Regions from separate parts of the Mus musculus genome. Here regions 2 and 3 are each linked to region 1. The links are chromatin contacts, found by Hi-C or POLR2A ChIA-PET in ENCODE. All regions are on one chromosome and are shown on one strand. Each heading gives the region's core, a stretch centred on a gene start or an enhancer-like site at or near the end of the contact. The rest is flanking DNA. Distances are from core to core; before and after follow the strand shown. Region 1 has its middle 11 kb from the start of Gm29709. Region 2 holds the start of Fos (FBJ osteosarcoma oncogene). Region 3 has its middle 18 kb from the start of Fos.

Region 1 (2,700 bases), core at 37-2,536:
GACAAGAGAACCAAGAGTTCGAGGTCAGCCTTGGCTACACAAGATCTGAGATCTCTCTAAAGACAATCAGGCAATAGACTCATCAGTTCTGGCCTCTATCTTAAACCTTCACTTACATCAAGCCACAAAGTGTGGACCCTTACAGAGATGGGTTAGAGATCTTTACCTATAAAACGCAAGCCTTTTCCTAGTCTGCTAAAGGACACTGGTATACACAGGCTTAAATTAAGGCTTAACACAGAGCCATTAAATACCATGTAAGGACAACCTGGAGAGTCTACATTGTAGAGAGCCACCTTTAATAGCCATCTCCATTTCTAAATCCTTCCTAAAATACATATTCCCAAGAGAAAGTCCATGTGCTCATGTTGGGCCGTGTGCCTCTCTCATAGGATCTGGGATGGACTGGCCTCTAGGATTCTGCAAATTAGGAAAAGACAGACAGCTTTTTAAATCCATCCCTCTAGCTCCCCAGAAGAATGCTTTCTAAAAGGTCAGATGCTGAAAGAAATTTAGGTACTAATAACTATGTTTCAAAACAGTTAGAAACAAAGAAATGGATATTTCTTTGTCATTGTTTGTTTCAAGACAGGGTTTCTCTGTATCCCTGGCTGTCCTGGAGCTCAATCTGTAGCCCAGGCTGGCCTCAGAGATCTGCTTGCCTCTGCTTGCCCAGTGCAGGGATTAAAGGCGTTCCCTTCCATCATGTGGGTCCTGGGGGCTGAACATCGGCAGGCACCTTTCCTGCTGAGCCAGCTCTCTGATCCATTTTTTCACTTTACTGTCCTTTAGAGGGATTGATTTGGCTGCAGTGTTCAGAGAGAAAATAAAGCTGGAGGAGGCAGTGAGAGCACCTGTAATCCCAGCACTCAGGAGATCGAGGCAGGAGGATTGCCAGAAGTTTGAGTCCCGTTTGGACCCTACAGTTATAGGGAGTTCCAGGGCAGCCTGAGCAACAGACATGTGAGATTCTGACTCAAAAACACGAGCTAGCGAAAGGACGGGAGAGAAGTTGGAAAGCCGTCAGAGCTGACAGCCGCTGAGAAACGAACAAGGCTGTGTGTGGTGGAAGCAACTTCCGAACAAGGCTCAAGGGCTCCACGCGTAGTTTGCAAACTTGACTGGACATTTGAACAGCTGTTAAAAAGGTGAACCCCAGAAACTTGTCTTCAGCCATTAGAACAATTTCTGGGTGTTGCCTGAAAATGTTATGCTAGTTATGTTAGAAATGTTCTGTTGTTCTGAGAACAAACCTCATGGTGTTGCCCCACAGTTCTGGGGCTTAAGCAATCCGGCTGTCTCCGCCTCCTGAGCAGGAGAGACTCCGGACTCACGCTATCAAGCCTGACCTGGTGTTATCAATTTTAATGTACTTGCCTGTTGTCCTCCTGAGACAGGCGGCGTAGTGGAGATTGTTCTGTAGCTAGCTGGACATCGGTCTTGGGAGTCACTGGCCTATTAGACATTTTTTTTTCCCTAAATGTCCTTTAGTCCAGTTTTTTTTTTTTTCCATCTTATCTCTTGCTGTTGCAATTAAGTATTATCATGACATAGCTTTGGAGTACTTGCAATCTGTGCTCATTGTATTAGAGTCACTAATCTGCAGGATCTCTTCTGAGGTCTTTAGGACAAGGACAAGGACAGAGAGCTTTAGTGGCTCTAAGCACTTGATTTATTTTGTTAGTGTGTCTGGGGCTTATGGCTCTTAACTTGGAGCTCCAGGGTGATGGCTTGTCAGTTTTTCCTTTGAGGACAACAATCCCAGGTCACACCCTTCCTCTTACTGTAGCTAAGCCTCCATAGCAAACACACCTATGTCTGGTATTTCTGAACTGATAGCTATGTGCTGAAGACATACTGTTCTAGGAGCCAGGCTCATTTTGCAATTTCTCCTCCTCCACCGCCCCTTGGTCCCGCTGATGAATGTCTCTGAGTCTCGACTCGTGACAAGCCATAGGTTCTGAGTGTTCTTTCTAGGATGTCACAGCACTGTTGACTTCTCAGGAATAGCAGGAGTTCAAAAGGATGGTGCTCTCTAGGCATGGAAGTCTGGTGTTAGGTATAGGCAGGTCATTTGATCTCAACTTGTTCCTTCCCATGTTTATAGCAAGGGAGCTTAGAATCCATAACTAGGAAAGGATTTCTAATTTTCAGTCATTTGAATACCACCATCCTCATGATTTTTTGCCAAATTCGTGTGCCATCTGTTATTTATTTCATATTTTCATTAAATTAATGACTGTGCTTTGCCATAGCAATCACTTCAAACCTCTCTATAAACAAGATATTCATGAAGTCACCAATCCATGAAATCAGATCTGATAGGCTACCTTCCAGTACACATAAGTAAATGCACATTTGTTGGCACCCGGCACTCCCTAGCCTAAAATGCTCTCCTGCCAATATAGAGATGAGCATCACACCTTGAGACCGGTAACCCAAGCAAACCTAGAGGTTAACAGGAAGGTGAGGGGCCAGGGAGATGGCTCAGTGGGAAGAAGCTAGTCACACTAGTGATAACCCTTGTGCTCTCCGGAATCCTCCCAAAGAGCCAGAGGTTCCTGTAAGCCCAGCGTTCCTCCTGTGAGACGGGAGATGGAGACATACGGGAACTCCTGTGCCTGCCCGGGGCTGGAATGCTTGGGGCAAGAACACAAACAAGAGTGATCCTGCCTCAGCAAGGTGGGGGTAAAATCCAAC
Region 2 (2,700 bases), core at 32-2,531, 76 kb after region 1:
AGTAGGGGTGTGTTTGTTCTACACTGAAGCACCTGACCTCTTCAAAGTTCCATCTTCCAAGACTCAAAGCTGTTCTCAGGTCCCAGACGCCAAAATCTCGGCACAGCTGGGAACCTTTCTTCCCGTCCCCTCTGCGCCCCCACCCCCCTTCCCAAGTCCGATCTGGAAAATCACCCGCTGCAGGCGGGTTCCTTGTAAGCGCAGTTTCCAGGCTGCACGTATTCAGACCCCCATCTCCCCAGCACCGACTTGCTTTCTCCTCCCCCCCCCCCCCCGAGCTCACCTCACTTTGTAATTCTGAGCTCCCCCCCTGCCCCGACTCGCCCTCTGGTCTCAGCTCAAAACTAAACATACGACCCCTTCAGGCATACTTGTAGGGTGGTTTTGCACAATGTTTATCCGTCAGTGTCAACGGGGACTGTCGCCTTGATAGCTCTAAGTGGCTAAGGGTCGGGGAGTAGGTGCTGCCGTCCTTTAAAACACGAATTTATGAATGAACCCAGTACTGTAGTTAAATCAGGTTATTGTACACTTATTTACAATCCTTCACTTGCTGCTTCCAACCTCAGTCCTAAAGTTTCTCCAGGCAAGGAGCTGGAGAGAGGGGCTGAGAAGCTGACCCCCCCTTTTTCTTCTCTGCACTGATTTGGGATGGGGGGCTGATGTGGGCAAGCTTTCCTTTAGGAACAGAGGCTTCGAGCCTTTAAGGCTGCGTACTTGCTTCTCCTAATACCAGAGACTCAAAAAAAAAAAAAAAGTTCCAGATTGCTGGACAATGACCCGGGTCTCATCCCTTGACCCTGGGAACCGGGTCCACATTGAATCAGGTGCGAATGTTCGCTCGCCTTCTCTGCCTTTCCCGCCTCCCCTCCCCCGGCCGCGGCCCCGGTTCCCCCCCTGCGCTGCACCCTCAGAGTTGGCTGCAGCCGGCGAGCTGTTCCCGTCAATCCCTCCCTCCTTTACACAGGATGTCCATATTAGGACATCTGCGTCAGCAGGTTTCCACGGCCGGTCCCTGTTGTTCTGGGGGGGGGACCATCTCCGAAATCCTACACGCGGAAGGTCTAGGAGACCCCCTAAGATCCCAAATGTGAACACTCATAGGTGAAAGATGTATGCCAAGACGGGGGTTGAAAGCCTGGGGCGTAGAGTTGACGACAGAGCGCCCGCAGAGGGCCTTGGGGCGCGCTTCCCCCCCCTTCCAGTTCCGCCCAGTGACGTAGGAAGTCCATCCATTCACAGCGCTTCTATAAAGGCGCCAGCTGAGGCGCCTACTACTCCAACCGCGACTGCAGCGAGCAACTGAGAAGACTGGATAGAGCCGGCGGTTCCGCGAACGAGCAGTGACCGCGCTCCCACCCAGCTCTGCTCTGCAGCTCCCACCAGTGTCTACCCCTGGACCCCTTGCCGGGCTTTCCCCAAACTTCGACCATGATGTTCTCGGGTTTCAACGCCGACTACGAGGCGTCATCCTCCCGCTGCAGTAGCGCCTCCCCGGCCGGGGACAGCCTTTCCTACTACCATTCCCCAGCCGACTCCTTCTCCAGCATGGGCTCTCCTGTCAACACACAGGTGAGTTTGGCTTTGTGTAGCCGCCAGGTCCGCGCTGAGGGTCGCCGTGGAGGAGACACTGGGGTGTGACTCGCAGGGGCGGGGGGGTCTTCCTTTTTCGCTCTGGAGGGAGACTGGCGCGGTCAGAGCAGCCTTAGCCTGGGAACCCAGGACTTGTCTGAGCGCGTGCACACTTGTCATAGTAAGACTTAGTGACCCCTTCCCGCGCGGCAGGTTTATTCTGAGTGGCCTGCCTGCATTCTTCTCTCGGCCGACTTGTTTCTGAGATCAGCCGGGGCCAACAAGTCTCGAGCAAAGAGTCGCTAACTAGAGTTTGGGAGGCGGCAAACCGCGGCAATCCCCCCTCCCGGGGCAGCCTGGAGCAGGGAGGAGGGAGGAGGGAGGAGGGTGCTGCGGGCGGGTGTGTAAGGCAGTTTCATTGATAAAAAGCGAGTTCATTCTGGAGACTCCGGAGCAGCGCCTGCGTCAGCGCAGACGTCAGGGATATTTATAACAAACCCCCTTTCGAGCGAGTGATGCCGAAGGGATAACGGGAACGCAGCAGTAGGATGGAGGAGAAAGGCTGCGCTGCGGAATTCAAGGGAGGATATTGGGAGAGCTTTTATCTCCGATGAGGTGCATACAGGAAGACATAAGCAGTCTCTGACCGGAATGCTTCTCTCTCCCTGCTTCATGCGACACTAGGGCCACTTGCTCCACCTGTGTCTGGAACCTCCTCGCTCACCTCCGCTTTCCTCTTTTTGTTTTGTTTCAGGACTTTTGCGCAGATCTGTCCGTCTCTAGTGCCAACTTTATCCCCACGGTGACAGCCATCTCCACCAGCCCAGACCTGCAGTGGCTGGTGCAGCCCACTCTGGTCTCCTCCGTGGCCCCATCGCAGACCAGAGCGCCCCATCCTTACGGACTCCCCACCCAGTCTGCTGGGGCTTACGCCAGAGCGGGAATGGTGAAGACCGTGTCAGGAGGCAGAGCGCAGAGCATCGGCAGAAGGGGCAAAGTAGAGCAGGTGAGCAGCGATTCTGGACCTTTGTGGGCTGGGGGGGGGGGGGGGGGCGGAGACTGACGCACAGACCACACAACAGAGAAGGGACGCTACTGACTGCACTTCCTGACCAGGAGCTGTGGCTG
Region 3 (2,781 bases), core at 187-2,686, 95 kb after region 1:
GCACAGAGGAACCTGGAAATCTCCTTCCAATTTCTAGTGACAGCTACAGGGTGGACGCTGGATGGCTTCAGCAAGCCCCAAAGCAGCTTTGTGGGAAGGAGACAAGCAAGCAAGCAAGCCCCACAAAATCAAAACGAACAAACCAACACAGCCAGCTTTCAAGGCCGTGAGGGTGCAGATACTGGTTGTGCACTGGAGGGGAAATGCTGGTCTTTTTCTTCTCTTCACTGGTCTGTTCTTCATGGCTGGTTTTTTGGTTGTTTCTGGTGAGCACGCAATGCTTAGAAGATATTTTAAAATGTTATCAAGCAGAGCAGATTTTTTTTTTTAAGATAGAGGACAGCATAATTTGCCTTGCCCTTTCTTTCCAAAAAAAAAAAAAAAAAAAAAAAACCACACCCTTTGAAAATTCAGATAGTGAATATATACAGAAAGTTAAAAATGATTGTAATTCTTTGTCAACAGTTTTCACTCTAACTTTCCAATGACTACTTGAGTGTTTTGTTTTGTTTTTTGAAATTGGGTTTCTCTGTTGTAGCCTTGGCTGTCCTAGAGCTCAGTCTGTAGACCAGGCTGGTCTGGAACTCAGATATCTCCCTGCCTCTGCCTCCTGAGTGCTGGGATTAATGGTGTGTACCACCTCAGCCCAGAGTGATGTGTCTGCCTGCCTTTCTCTCTCTCTCTCTCTCTCTCTCTCTCTCTCTCTCTCTCTCTCTCTCTCTCTCTCTCTCCCTCTGTCCCTCCCTCCCTCCCTCCCTCCCTCCCTCTTTCTTTCTTTCTTTCTTTCTTTCTTTCTTTCTTTCTTTCTTTCTTTCTTTTTTTCTTTCTTTCTTTCTTTTTGGCTTTAGCTTGGCTTTTTCTTCTAGTGATGGGGGGCTTGAACCGAACTCTGTACACAAGCAGGTCTGTTGGCACAGACACATGTCTGAAATCCCAGAACTGGAGAGGTGGAGGCAGGAAGAGGATCACAAGTTCAAGGCTCCTTCAAACTACAAGATAAGTTTGAAACTAGCCTGAGTTAGGTAAGAAAAAACAAAAGAAACAAAAACCCATCACCCCCCCCCCCCCAAACCACCAAAACATCGAGGCCTCAATGCAGAATTCTGCATCTGACCCCAAGATGGGACACAGGCAAAACCGAGGCGCACTGAAGTGTTGTTTAACATCGTCTTCAGGTGCTAAGCATGGTGTGTGTGTGTGTGTGTGTGTGTGTGTGTGTTTTGGGGCTGAGGGTGGGATCTGTTTTTGTTCACTGTTGGTGTGTTGCAGGCTCCCAGTGGGCGTTTAAGGAAGGAGAACAAACCAGTTCATTTGAGACCTGTAAAATGCCCCCTACCCTTCTGCGGAAACGCTTCGATTCTAACTTGACGGATGACTGACTGACTAAGGAGCTGATTGGAGCAGGGAGCTGTGGGCTCTACTTAACCAGTTCCAGGTCTTTCTCCCGCTGCTTACGCTGCGGTGCTGTGATTTCCACCTTAATATTGAGTCGCTGCGCCCCCTTCTGGTAATTTTGGGATATGACAAGGACAAAATTCTTGTGGGCTGGGGGTTGGGGGGAGGGTGGGAGTGTGTGTGTGTGTGGGGGCTCTTTTGCTAAAGGCTGAGGAGCAAGCACATTCACTGTGAGGAACTCACTCACCCTGTTGAGGACCTCTGACTTCAGGAGAGGAATTGCTGGAACAGAAGGATCCTGGGGCTGGACGCTACCCTCAGCTACGGAGCCTTTTTTTTCCAGCAGGCTCTGCTGTTTTGCGCTGCGTACTCCCTTTTAAGGTTGGAAAATTTTCAAGTCAGGAATGCGTTATGACTTCCTCGTTTCTGTAGTTGTCCCCTTCACACCCCCCCCCCCCCAATTAAAAAGTCATGGTAAGCCACACAAATAGTATTCACCATCTTATTTCTATTGTTGATGGACACTCCGGGTTGCTTCTTTTTTTTTTTTCCCCCTTTGTGAATGTTGTTGATATTTAACCCGGGTGCAGATAGATACGTTGCCAGGTGATCTGCCTCAGATCGTTTGAGTATATGTTCAGAAGTAGAATCTCTAAGCTGGGCAGTGGTGGTGCATGCCTTTAATCCCAGCACTCGGGAGGCAGAGGCAGGCGGATTTCTGAGTTCCAGGCCAGCCTGGTCTACAAAGTAAATTCCAGGACAGCCAGCCAGGGCTACACAGAGAAACCCTGTCTCGAAAAACAAAACAAAAAAGTAAAAAGTAGAATTTCTGCATCACATATTGTTTTTATGTTTTTCTGAGGAATGGCCACACAGCTTTCCAGAGCTGCTGCAGGGTCCCCTCTTTAGGGCCTCAGTAAACTTGTCAAGAACATTTTGATGGGTTAAGGTGGCCTTGGTGCCTAGTGGTGACCTTGAGCTCTTTTTCATGAGCTTTCATTGGAGACTTCTCCATTCAGTTCTTTGCACTTTTTTTCATTGTTTATTAGTGTTTTGGGGGTGTTTTTCCTTTCTTTTGTTTTGCTTTTGTGGGGCTGAACATTAAAACTCAGAGTCTTGCACAAGCTCGGCAAGTGTAATTGTTGAATTACACCCCTAGCCTTCTTTGCTTCTCTCCACCCCCTAATTTTTGAACTGGATTTATGGGTTTTGGCTCTCTCTCTCTCTCTCTCTCTCTCTCTCTCTCTCTCTCTCTCTCTCTCCCCGCCCCCTCCTTTCCCTGGGTTTTGAGACAAGGTTTCTCTGTGTAGCCTAGGCTATCATGGAACTCACTCTGTAGAGCAGGCTGCCCTTGGATTCAGAGATTCTCTTGCTTCTGCCTCCCAA

What was found. Hi-C counts contacts between places; a loop is a spot of excess contacts on that map. ChIA-PET counts read pairs that join two places held with the same protein, here RNA polymerase II (POLR2A).
Region 2: POLR2A ChIA-PET joins it to region 1 with 19 read pairs in embryonic stem cell. The contact joins the promoter of Fos here to the enhancer-like site in region 1. A Hi-C loop is called at or near these places in 9 of 37 maps with a recorded cell type or tissue (CH12.LX, T-helper 17 cell, adrenal gland and 3 more). POLR2A ChIA-PET finds 5 or more read pairs at or near these places in 4 of 5 experiments (Patski and embryonic stem cell).
Region 3: POLR2A ChIA-PET joins it to region 1 with 14 read pairs in embryonic stem cell. The contact joins two enhancer-like sites. A Hi-C loop is called at or near these places in 7 of 37 maps with a recorded cell type or tissue (T-helper 17 cell, mouse embryonic stem cell, mouse trophoblast stem cell and 1 more). POLR2A ChIA-PET finds 5 or more read pairs at or near these places in 4 of 5 experiments (Patski and embryonic stem cell).

Annotation. Positions count from the first base shown.
Region 1 is chr12:85,396,250-85,398,949 of GRCm38, forward strand. No RefSeq gene overlaps it. Among named protein-coding and RNA genes, the nearest start is that of Gm29709, 11 kb to the right of the region's middle. Within about 2 kb of position 1,287, at least 1 of the 3 ENCODE cell types and tissues checked has a DNase peak (open chromatin) inside an H3K27ac peak, as active enhancers do.
Region 2 is chr12:85,472,609-85,475,308 of GRCm38, forward strand. It overlaps Fos (FBJ osteosarcoma oncogene), which reads left to right and starts at 1,282. Exons shown (of 4, transcript NM_010234.3): 1 at 1,282-1,572; 2 at 2,327-2,578. The coding sequence starts at 1,432.
Region 3 is chr12:85,490,820-85,493,600 of GRCm38, forward strand. No RefSeq gene overlaps it. Among named protein-coding and RNA genes, the nearest start is that of Fos, 18 kb to the left of the region's middle. Within about 2 kb of position 1,437, at least 1 of the 3 ENCODE cell types and tissues checked has a DNase peak (open chromatin) inside an H3K27ac peak, as active enhancers do.